2 separate regions of the Homo sapiens genome follow, and region 1 is linked to region 2. Evidence: chromatin contacts called from ENCODE Hi-C or POLR2A ChIA-PET data. All regions are on one chromosome and are shown on one strand. The core of a region is the stretch at or near the end of the contact, and the rest is flanking DNA. Distances in the headings are between cores, read along the strand shown.

Region 1 (4,524 bases), core at 536-3,035, 110 kb after region 2:
TTTAAAATTGGTGACAAAGAAGGGATTAGTCAATATATTTTGTTGGGATAATGCCTCATAACACCTACACAATAAATTCCTCAGATAAGTTAAATATGTAAATATGAAAAATTAAAAAGAGTTTAAAATAATCTAAGATTACATAATAAAAATAAAATATTGATAGATTTGACTAAAAAGGAAAAACGCATGTGTACACATATATATCACAGTGGACCCTTGAACGACACAGGGGTTGGGACGCTGACTCTGCTATGCAGTTGAAAATTTGCAAGTAACTTTTGACTACCCCCAAACTTAACTACTAATAGCCTACTATTGATCAGAATCTTAACTGATAACATAGACAATTAACACATATTTTGTATGTTATATATATTATATACAGTACTGTTACAATAAAATGAGTTAGAGGAAAGAAAATGTTATTAAGCAAATAACAAGGAAGAGAAAACATTTACTATTTATTACATGGAAGTGGATCATCATAAAGATCTTCATACTCGTCGTCTTGCAGTGAGTAGGCTGAGGAGGAGGAGGAGGAAGAGGAGAGTTGGTCTTGCTGTCTCAGGGGTGGCAGAGGCAGAAGAAAATCTGCATGTAAGTGGACCTGAGAGGTTCCAACACATGTTGTTCAAGGGTCAACTCTATAATCCATAAAACCAACTAAAAAATTAATACACCAATAGAAAAAAATAGGAATAGGTAACTCTTGAACAAAATTTTAAACCAGTATCTGAAAAATCTACATTATTTGTAATAAAAATAATTAAATACCATCTTCATTTATTCCATTGGAAAAGGTGAAAATTAGCAAGAATGCAAGGTCAGTTGTTCTCTTACACACTGCTAAGGGGAGTATAAAGTGGCACAACTTGCCCTGTCATATTATTCCCATTTTATAATTGAAAGTCCTGGAGTTTACAGGGTAACTCGCCTAAGGTTCCTTTGCTTGTAAAGGTAAAAGTGATTTGAATCCAATCTATCCAACTTTAAAGGGTACTAATGCAAGCCAAAAACATTAAAAATATTTCTACATTCTGACCCCAAAATAGCATTTCTAAGAATGTGCCTAAAGACATTAACAGAAATGAACACAAAGATGTGTGCCATAGCAATGGTCCGAATAGCAAATAAATTGGACAGATAAAATTTCCAGCAATAGGAATTGGCCAATGAATTACAGTAATTTATATTTAAAATAAAATACTATGTAGTAATCAAAAATTGTATCTAGACAAATAACTATGTAGAGAGAAACAGTCATGGATATGGTTAACTGCAAATAAATTTAAAATAGTATGATTCAGATTTGTGGAAAGAATAAAATAAAAGTAGAATGAAATGCTTGGTTACACAAAGGCTGGGAAAGCATATACTAGAAGGCAGAAGTGGCAATCTCTGTTTGGAGGAATTAATGTTTTTTGTTTGTAATCTGCCACTCTTAAATTTTTCTCAATGAAAGAATTTTATCTTAATATCAGAAAAGTTAGAGTTTTATAGAGAAAAGGTAAAAAGTGATATTTACGGATTATTGCTGGAGAGGCTTTTGGTCCATCTCTTCCAGAAGAGAAGATCAAAGGAGAGAGCACCCCTCCTCCCCAGGCAAATCCGATCAGTGGATGTGGTTCTGGTTCCTTTGTTTTATCTGAAAAATGGAAGATATCACCTACAAATCTGGAATCTTGGTTTCTCTTGAAAAATCAAAAGTTCTGGTGATACTGGGTTCATATTTCTGAATGGCAGCAACTGAGCAGTGGCTGCCCCATTGAAAGACAGCAAGACTGGGAGCCTCACAGTACACAGGAAGCATAAGGTAAGTTTGAAACAGGGTGGATCTCAGACAGCTAACGTTTGCACCTCTCAAAGGAAGAAGATTCTGACAAGTGTGACAAATACCCATGTATGTACATACATGTTTACCATAATATATCTTTGGAACATTTAATTCTTCCTTAGTTACCTTTTTTAAGCTCCTAGAAGAAATAACACTAACTAGAAAAAAAATTTCCTATATCAATCTTAAGGCAGATATAATAATAATGTATTAGAATTTAGACATTGAATTCAAAGTCAAGGACTCAAAGCTTTGCATCTCAGAAGGTTCTAGTGTCTTGAGGCTTCATTTTCTTTGTAGCTACATCATTGAACTAAAATGCACAAACCTTTATTTAGCAGACATTGGCTGAATGTAATTCTCGTTACATAGCTCAGTGTGTACGTGATAGTGCAGGTGATAGCTGAACATTTTATAGCTCTGAGTAGTGGCAAGAACTTACATTATTAAAATATTACAACTATTTTTTTGGAGTTACTCATTTGTTAGAACACATGAAAGGTGACTTCTGTATCCACCTATATTGCTCAGCTGGTAGAGTCAAGCTGGGCTCTCTTGATCTGTTAACACTAAGTGCTGGTCTGACTTTGTAGGCCTCTTCAGGAAGAAGGGGATGCAAGGTAGTGGATCTTCTTAATGCAGTGTGACTCAAAGTGAAACTTGGAAACACCCTTGCAGGGCGTGCGATGGGTGTGACTCGCTTCTTCAGTACCCTGCAGCTCAAACCCCTAGAGGGAGCATGCAGACGGGCAGGTCATGGGGAGCATGGGCTCCTACCCCATGGCAGCACCTAGGGTTGAGTGTTTACAGCTCCAGAAGCCCCAGTGGGAGTGTGTTACAGTGCAGTCTTTCAGCTTAGCCATCCGCAGGTGGCTTGTGTTAATCAGCTCAATTAGATCCTCTGCCTTATCGCAAGGACAGAGGGCTTTCTGTATCCCAAGGTTCTTGCCTTAATGTACCAGAAAAATTGAATCACATGTAGGCTTGGAGAATGGGTGCACAGTTTTATTGACTGGTGGAAGTAGCTCTCAGCAGATGGATGGGATCCACAAGGGGAATGGAATGGGAAGGCGGTCTTCCCCTGGAGTCAGGCCGCTCAGTGGCCTGACTCTCCTCCAACCACCCCCAGGCAAATTCTACGTGGTCCACATCATACTGCTGTTGATGTCCTGCCAGTCTGTCAGTGTATTCTGCCAGTGTGTTCCTCTTGATGTCCAGCCGCTTGTGTCTGTGCCCGCTAGGGTCTCAGGGTTTTTATAGGCAGAGGATGGGGGTGTGGCGGGCCAGAGTGCTTTTGGAAAATGCAACATTTGGGCGTGAAAACAGGAGTGCCTGTTCTCACTTACGTCCATGGGTACAGGCCTGAGGGTGGAGCCCTAGCCAGGGACCCCATTCTTCTCTACCCAGCACTTCCCTGCCCGCCTCCCGTATCAAAAGCAAAGCACAGATGGGAGGTGTGGAGACACAAAAAGGCATAGGACCCTGTGTTTCTCATGAGTGACAAATGCTCATGCTTCTGCCAGCCCTAGGTTCATGTGAGGACGGGCCAGAATGTTCAAACTTTTGTTTATGCAAAAGCACTCTATTTATTTATTATTATTATTATTATTATTATTATTATTATTATTATTTTTGAGATGGAGTCTCCCTTTGTCACCCAGGCTGGAGTGTAATGGCACGATCTCAGCTCACTGCAACTTCCACCTCCTGGGTTTAAGCGATTCTCCTGCCTCAGCCTCCTGAGTATCTGGGACTACAGGCACGTGCCACCACGCCCAGCTAAGTTTTTGTATTTTTAGTAGAGATGGGGTTTCACTGTGTTAGCCAGGATGATCTCGATCTCCTGACCTCATGAACCGCCTGCCTCGGCCTCCTAAAGTGCTGAGATTACAGGCATGAGTCACCACGCCCAGCCCGAAGCACTCTTTTTAGAGTTGGCCCAAAAGGTAAAATTCATACCAATTGGTAGGCTATAGTCCATCATTAAATATGAGTCTGTGTGTCTGAATTTGTGTGTATGTGTGTGTGTTAGAGAGAGATAAAGAGAGACAGACAGAGACAGAGAGCAGTACTGAGCAAGAGAGTGAGTGAGCATGGGGAAGAAAGTAAGGAGGAGAGGAAAAGGTTATGTGAATGATTAACAAGTAAAAAATAATGTTACTGAAACACCAGGGGTTCAGTTTAGGTCCTGCTATTTGCTGCACAGAAAGCCAACGACTGAGACAACAAGTATTGCCAAGGAAGAAGGCTTTAATCAGGTGCTGCAGTCCAGGAAATGGGAGCTCAGTCTCAAATCCATCTTCCTGATCAACTAAAATTAGAGGTTTATATAGCGGGGAAGAAATGTTAAATATGTATGGGAAAACAAGAATGTGGAAGGAGTAAGGGAGCAATTACAATGAATGAGAGGCTGGTATCTCATTGTCTGGATCTGGTGAGTTTCAAGCTTTAAAACCAGAAGGATTAATTTCTATATTTAAGAAAAACTGTCTATGGGACTACTGGATCAGTTTCAGTAAGATAGGCATATTAGAAATAAAGACTGTAAGGATTATAATAGCACATAGCTTTCCTCTTTAGATTGTTCCAAGGTAAACTTATTTTTAAAAATCCTTACATTCCAATCTTAACTGCTGCCTACTCACTTCTACCATTCTTTGATTACATATGGGAACAAATGTGGCACA
Region 2 (4,660 bases), core at 1,644-4,143:
CCCTAACCTGAGCACACTCCCTTGCGTGCAGTAGTGACCTCGAACCATCCATCTGTCTTCCATGGACAGCTATCAGTTATGTAACCTAAGAGGCAATAGCTGTATAACATTTCTGTTCAGTTAAAACTCCTACACTTTGAACTGTGAGATCACCATTCCAGATATGTAAGGAGTGATTATTAAATGTTGAGATAAATTCCCCAAAAACATACCTGCACTCTCTCATTAATTAGAGTGGTATGTCCCAAACTGTTGTTGTTTAGTTTCCTGGCCCACATAGAAAATGATACCACAGAAATGACAATGTTTGTGTCGAACACCAAAGAAATGGATGAGGCTGCCTACCAGTCACCAGAGAGGGATGCAGCGGGCTGTGGGGATCAGTATCTCAGAACATTTGTACCCTAGGATTCAGGGCATCCTCATCGGGAAGCTCTGCCCCATATTAAGACGGTCCCACCCTGAATCCACCTGGTATGCCGAATGCTTGGATCTCTTTTCCTACAGAGACTTGTCAAATGGGTGTGAGTGAAGGGAAGTCCCAGTGCCTCTAGATAGAAATGTGAGTACGTGGTCCTTATAGACAGAAATGTGAGTATGCAATCCTATCCCAGTGATCCATTTATTCATCAGAAGTATGAGGAGTGTCTTTTGTGCCAGTGCTTGCTGTGAAAAGATGCTTTCCTCACTGTGGACAGTGGCAGCTCATCTCTGCCCTCACGCTGCTCCTAGAGGCAAGATGTTGAGGCATGGGCTCTACCAGTGAGTGGAGTAGCTTTTCCTGGGGACTGATAACTTAAATCTCTGCATATCTACAGCTGAGTGAAACAATATATGTGTTTCTCTGTATGTCTTAATAAAACTGTGGGTCTCAAACTTTGATTTGCACCAGAATCATTTGAGATGCTTGTTAAAAATGTGGCTTTTGAGGCACTGCTCCCGGAGGTACTCATTCAGGAAATGGAATTCTTGTGTTCATAAAAATGAAGGCACAGGAATCTTCATTTTTTAACCAGCCCTCCCAGGTGACAGATGCAAGTAGTCTATAAATCAGGCTTTGGGAATCACTACTGAATGAAAACACCCTTTTCAGGGGTAATACTTCACAATGTGTTATTAGTTGGGAAACATCGGGCATCCATCCCACATAGCCTTGTTCTCATGAAATCTATTCTATAGCTGCTTATAATTGTGTTCTAAATTAGGTACTATCTCTATTAAAAATCACTTAATGTTTTGAGCTCCCATGTTGTTTAAGCCTGCTAAACATCAGCCACAGAAACACAATAAAGCAGCTTTAAAATGCCTGCCAAATGCTTAGATTACCTTGCAAGGCAAATGCCCACTGCTTAACTGGTCTAATGGCAGAAATCAGTCTGTTCAGTTCATTATAGGCCATTAAAATGGCTTCTCAAGTTGTAAGACCAGTGTTTCCACTATGAGAACTACATAGAGCGGTTGCAAGAATTGCAGACATCAATCTGGTTTATATTTTTAGCACGAATCCAATTTTGCTAGTCACACCGAAAGCCGAGTCTGTACCCTGTTAAACAGATAGGAAAGCAAGCTAACATAAAGTATGAAGCTAAAAGCATATATAAATCTATTTGCTTTGCAAAACTATCACATCAAATAGAATAAAATCAATTTAGAGCCAACCATTCTAAAAGATTACAAAAGTTAATTAGTAAACCTTGGGAAGTTGGTTTTTTGCCCCATGAGGTCTTCTGGGCCGAGAGCTTCATGTTGAATATCGGCGAAAGTAATTTCAATGACTAGGCATTCTCTGGCTATTGTAAAACCTCTTCTCCCTTTTTGTTGATGGGCTTCCAGGTATGAATTAGGAGCTCTGGAAGTGTTTTCCTATTCTAGCTCTTGAGAACTTGAGTTAAATCTGTGTAGTTGTTTATGTACCCCAAAGAGTAGCTTAGTGTTTAGTTAAAACACTCACAGTTCTGATGCCAACCACTGTGACACCAAGGCAGCCATTCAAAGTGCAGGGATAAGATGACTGTGTTATTGCTATATGCCTGTGAAGTTGTTGGAACAATATTGTAACAGGATCTTACTCTATCTCCTTGAATATCACCAATTTCTGACTCAGGAAACCCTTTTCTGTAGAGTAGAAAAGCGGTGACATCTGTTCTCTTTTCCACAACAACAACAACAAAGTAATAGAGTCTCACTCTTAAGAGACATCATCTTTATTTCCCAAACCTCACCTTATTCGTTAAGGCTTTTCATTTAATAAGAGGATTAATTGCTGAGTTTTTCTGGAGGGTTTTTCCTTGTTATCTTGGTAATACCCACCTCATTTATTCATTATATTCCTTTTATTGTATTCTTTCACTAGCGTATGGTCCTTATGCTAAATTATAATTAAATAGGCCTGTTAACCAAAATGTTTTTATTCATTAGATACACAGTAAACCATGTTTACCTCTCCTGGGTGATGTTTATGAAAACATAATTCAGTAAAACCGTTGCTGTTGTATCATCTCAAAAGGAATTTAATTTTAAAAACTCTTTATTTGAATGTTACTCATAGTTGCAGAAGTTTTAGTCCCAAGTCCCACTGGTTTTATTTGCCATCTTTTTCTGAATCCCTTCGAAGGTGGTGATCTCCTTGACCTGAAGCTCCTCAAGTACAGTCGCTCTTCATTTGTACGAGGCATTTTGGAGGCAGTTCAAGTATTCTTTTAAACTTTCTTTAGAGAATGTGGAGATTCTCATTCCCTTATGTTTTTACCTGCGAGTAAGTCACAGCTCAGAAACTTAAAAAAAAAAAAAATGCTGGGAGCATGCAAAGAGACATTCTTTTGATGGCCAAAACAGAAAAACTACATTTTTTAGAGCTCTCTGGTAGTCATCTTCCCCGCTTGTTACTGGGGAAGTACAAGTCTCTTTCAGTTCTGCAAAGGCCCCATGAGACTAGAATAAGCTATTTTGAAAAGAGAAGGGTGGCGTTATTTTAAACCAAGCCAAACTAAGGAGTGAACTTTCACACTTGAGCTGCCGCAAGGTAGCCATGTCTCTGATGCTGGGCCAGCAATAACTGTCAATCCGAGCTTCCTAACCTGGTTGGCAAATATTTCAATCTACATGGCAATCTGCATCTGCCTCCTTTCCTGCTGGACTTAAAGAGGTGGCGGAAATCGATAAATCCCTAAATTGGGGCAAAATAATTTGTTTTTCAATATTTTTTAACAGACTGGAACTAATTGAAACGTAATTGGTTAGAAATTGTTTTTATATGACAAACAGACTTGAAGAAATACAGCTGCACATATTCAACTGCCATCCTATGCATTTACCATTCTAATGTCTGTTTTACTAATATTTATCACAAAGCATAATTAGATTAAGACAGTAAGACCTCTAAAAAGTGACACATAATTACAGAGAAAAAGAAAATACTGAGTCATAAAGAATACATTTTTCCATTCAAGTGGATTCCACTGTCTTTATTAAAAACCAAAAGTATTCTTGAGTAAGATTTCACTATGATTGTATTTCCATTCAATACAACTGAAATGTATTGAATTGAATTGAATTGTATTGAATTGCAACTAAAGAAATATTGCAGTAAATGGCTTCTTGAAAATTCTGAAATTCCAAGAGAAATTGCTGTTTTCCATGCACTTTTTTTTAGGTGCTTTTACCTATGTGGGTGCATTTAATCTTCATGATACCTTATGTGGTGTAGTTGCTATCATCACACCTTCATTCTACAAACATGGAACCTCCTTTGGTTAGAGGCCACATAGCTAGTCCGTAGCAGACCTGGGTTATAACCCAGACAGTCTGACTGTAGTCTGTGCTTGGAACCATTACTCTAAAAGCTATTTTAATAGTTGAAGAAAGGTTAGTTAAAGACAACAGGTGTCAGTAGATAATTTTATCCTACAATATAAGTAATTTATAACTAGGAATAGCTGCTGTGCATCATGCTCCTACTTAAGTGCCTGGCTCTGTGCTAAGTGCTTTCTATACATTATTTTATTTCATTCTTAACATGCCCCTCTGACGTAAAGGATTTATTATCCTTGTTTTACCAATGATGTAACTGAGAATTAGACAAATTAAGTAATTTGCTGATGGTCGTGTAAACCTAGTGAGTAGCAGAACTGAAATTTAAACCAGATCTCTTCACTTCCTAAGATCATATGTGTAACCACTATTGCTGGGCTGCTTCCTCCATGTTAAGATTCATGCACCCAGCTGCAGTGTGGGTAATCTCAATGCTTTGAGAGGGTGAGGCAGGAGGATTGCTTGAAGCCAGAAATTCAGACCAGCCCTGAGCAACATAGTGACACGCTGTTTCTACAAAAAAATTAAAAATTAGCCAGGCATGGTAGCGCATGCCTGTAGTTTCAGCTACTTGGGAGGCTGAGGCTGGAGAAGCACTTGAGCATGAGTTTGAGGTTACAGTGAGCTAATGATGGCACCACTGCACTCCAGCCTGGACAGTGGAGTGAGATCTATCTCTTAAAAAAAAAAAATCGCACACTTGCGCCTAAGCAGCTTGTACCCTCTTTTGAAACGAAATTGTTGATAATGAAAAATGTTGATCAAGGAAAGCAGGTCAGGAAATGTTTAGGTTGACAATAATTGTGGTATTAAAATATAGCATGAAAATATTTCTGGTTGTCATTTTTAT

The links. A loop is a pair of places that touch in the nucleus more often than their neighbours do. ChIA-PET counts read pairs that join two places held with the same protein, here RNA polymerase II (POLR2A). Pooled maps may share reads with other maps.
Region 1: a loop to region 2 is called in a map with no recorded cell type, with 3 times the contacts of the local background. The contact joins the promoter of SAMD3 here to the enhancer-like site in region 2. A Hi-C loop is called at or near these places in 1 of 37 single-sample maps with no recorded cell type and 4 of 50 pooled maps. POLR2A ChIA-PET finds 5 or more read pairs at or near these places in 3 of 52 experiments (T-cell, activated T-cell and activated naive CD4-positive, alpha-beta T cell).

What each region holds. Positions count from the first base shown.
Region 1 is chr6:130,221,166-130,225,689 of GRCh38, forward strand. SAMD3 (sterile alpha motif domain containing 3) reads right to left here and starts at 1,786. Exons shown (of 12, transcript NM_001017373.4): 1 at 1,529-1,786. RefSeq lists an enhancer at 2,393-2,502.
Region 2 is chr6:130,112,263-130,116,922 of GRCh38, forward strand. The region is part of intron 19 of L3MBTL3 (L3MBTL histone methyl-lysine binding protein 3); the gene reads left to right. Among named protein-coding and RNA genes, the nearest start is that of L3MBTL3, 96 kb to the left of the region's middle. RefSeq lists an enhancer at 2,635-2,764. Within about 2 kb of position 2,894, at least 3 of the 41 ENCODE cell types and tissues checked have a DNase peak (open chromatin) inside an H3K27ac peak, as active enhancers do.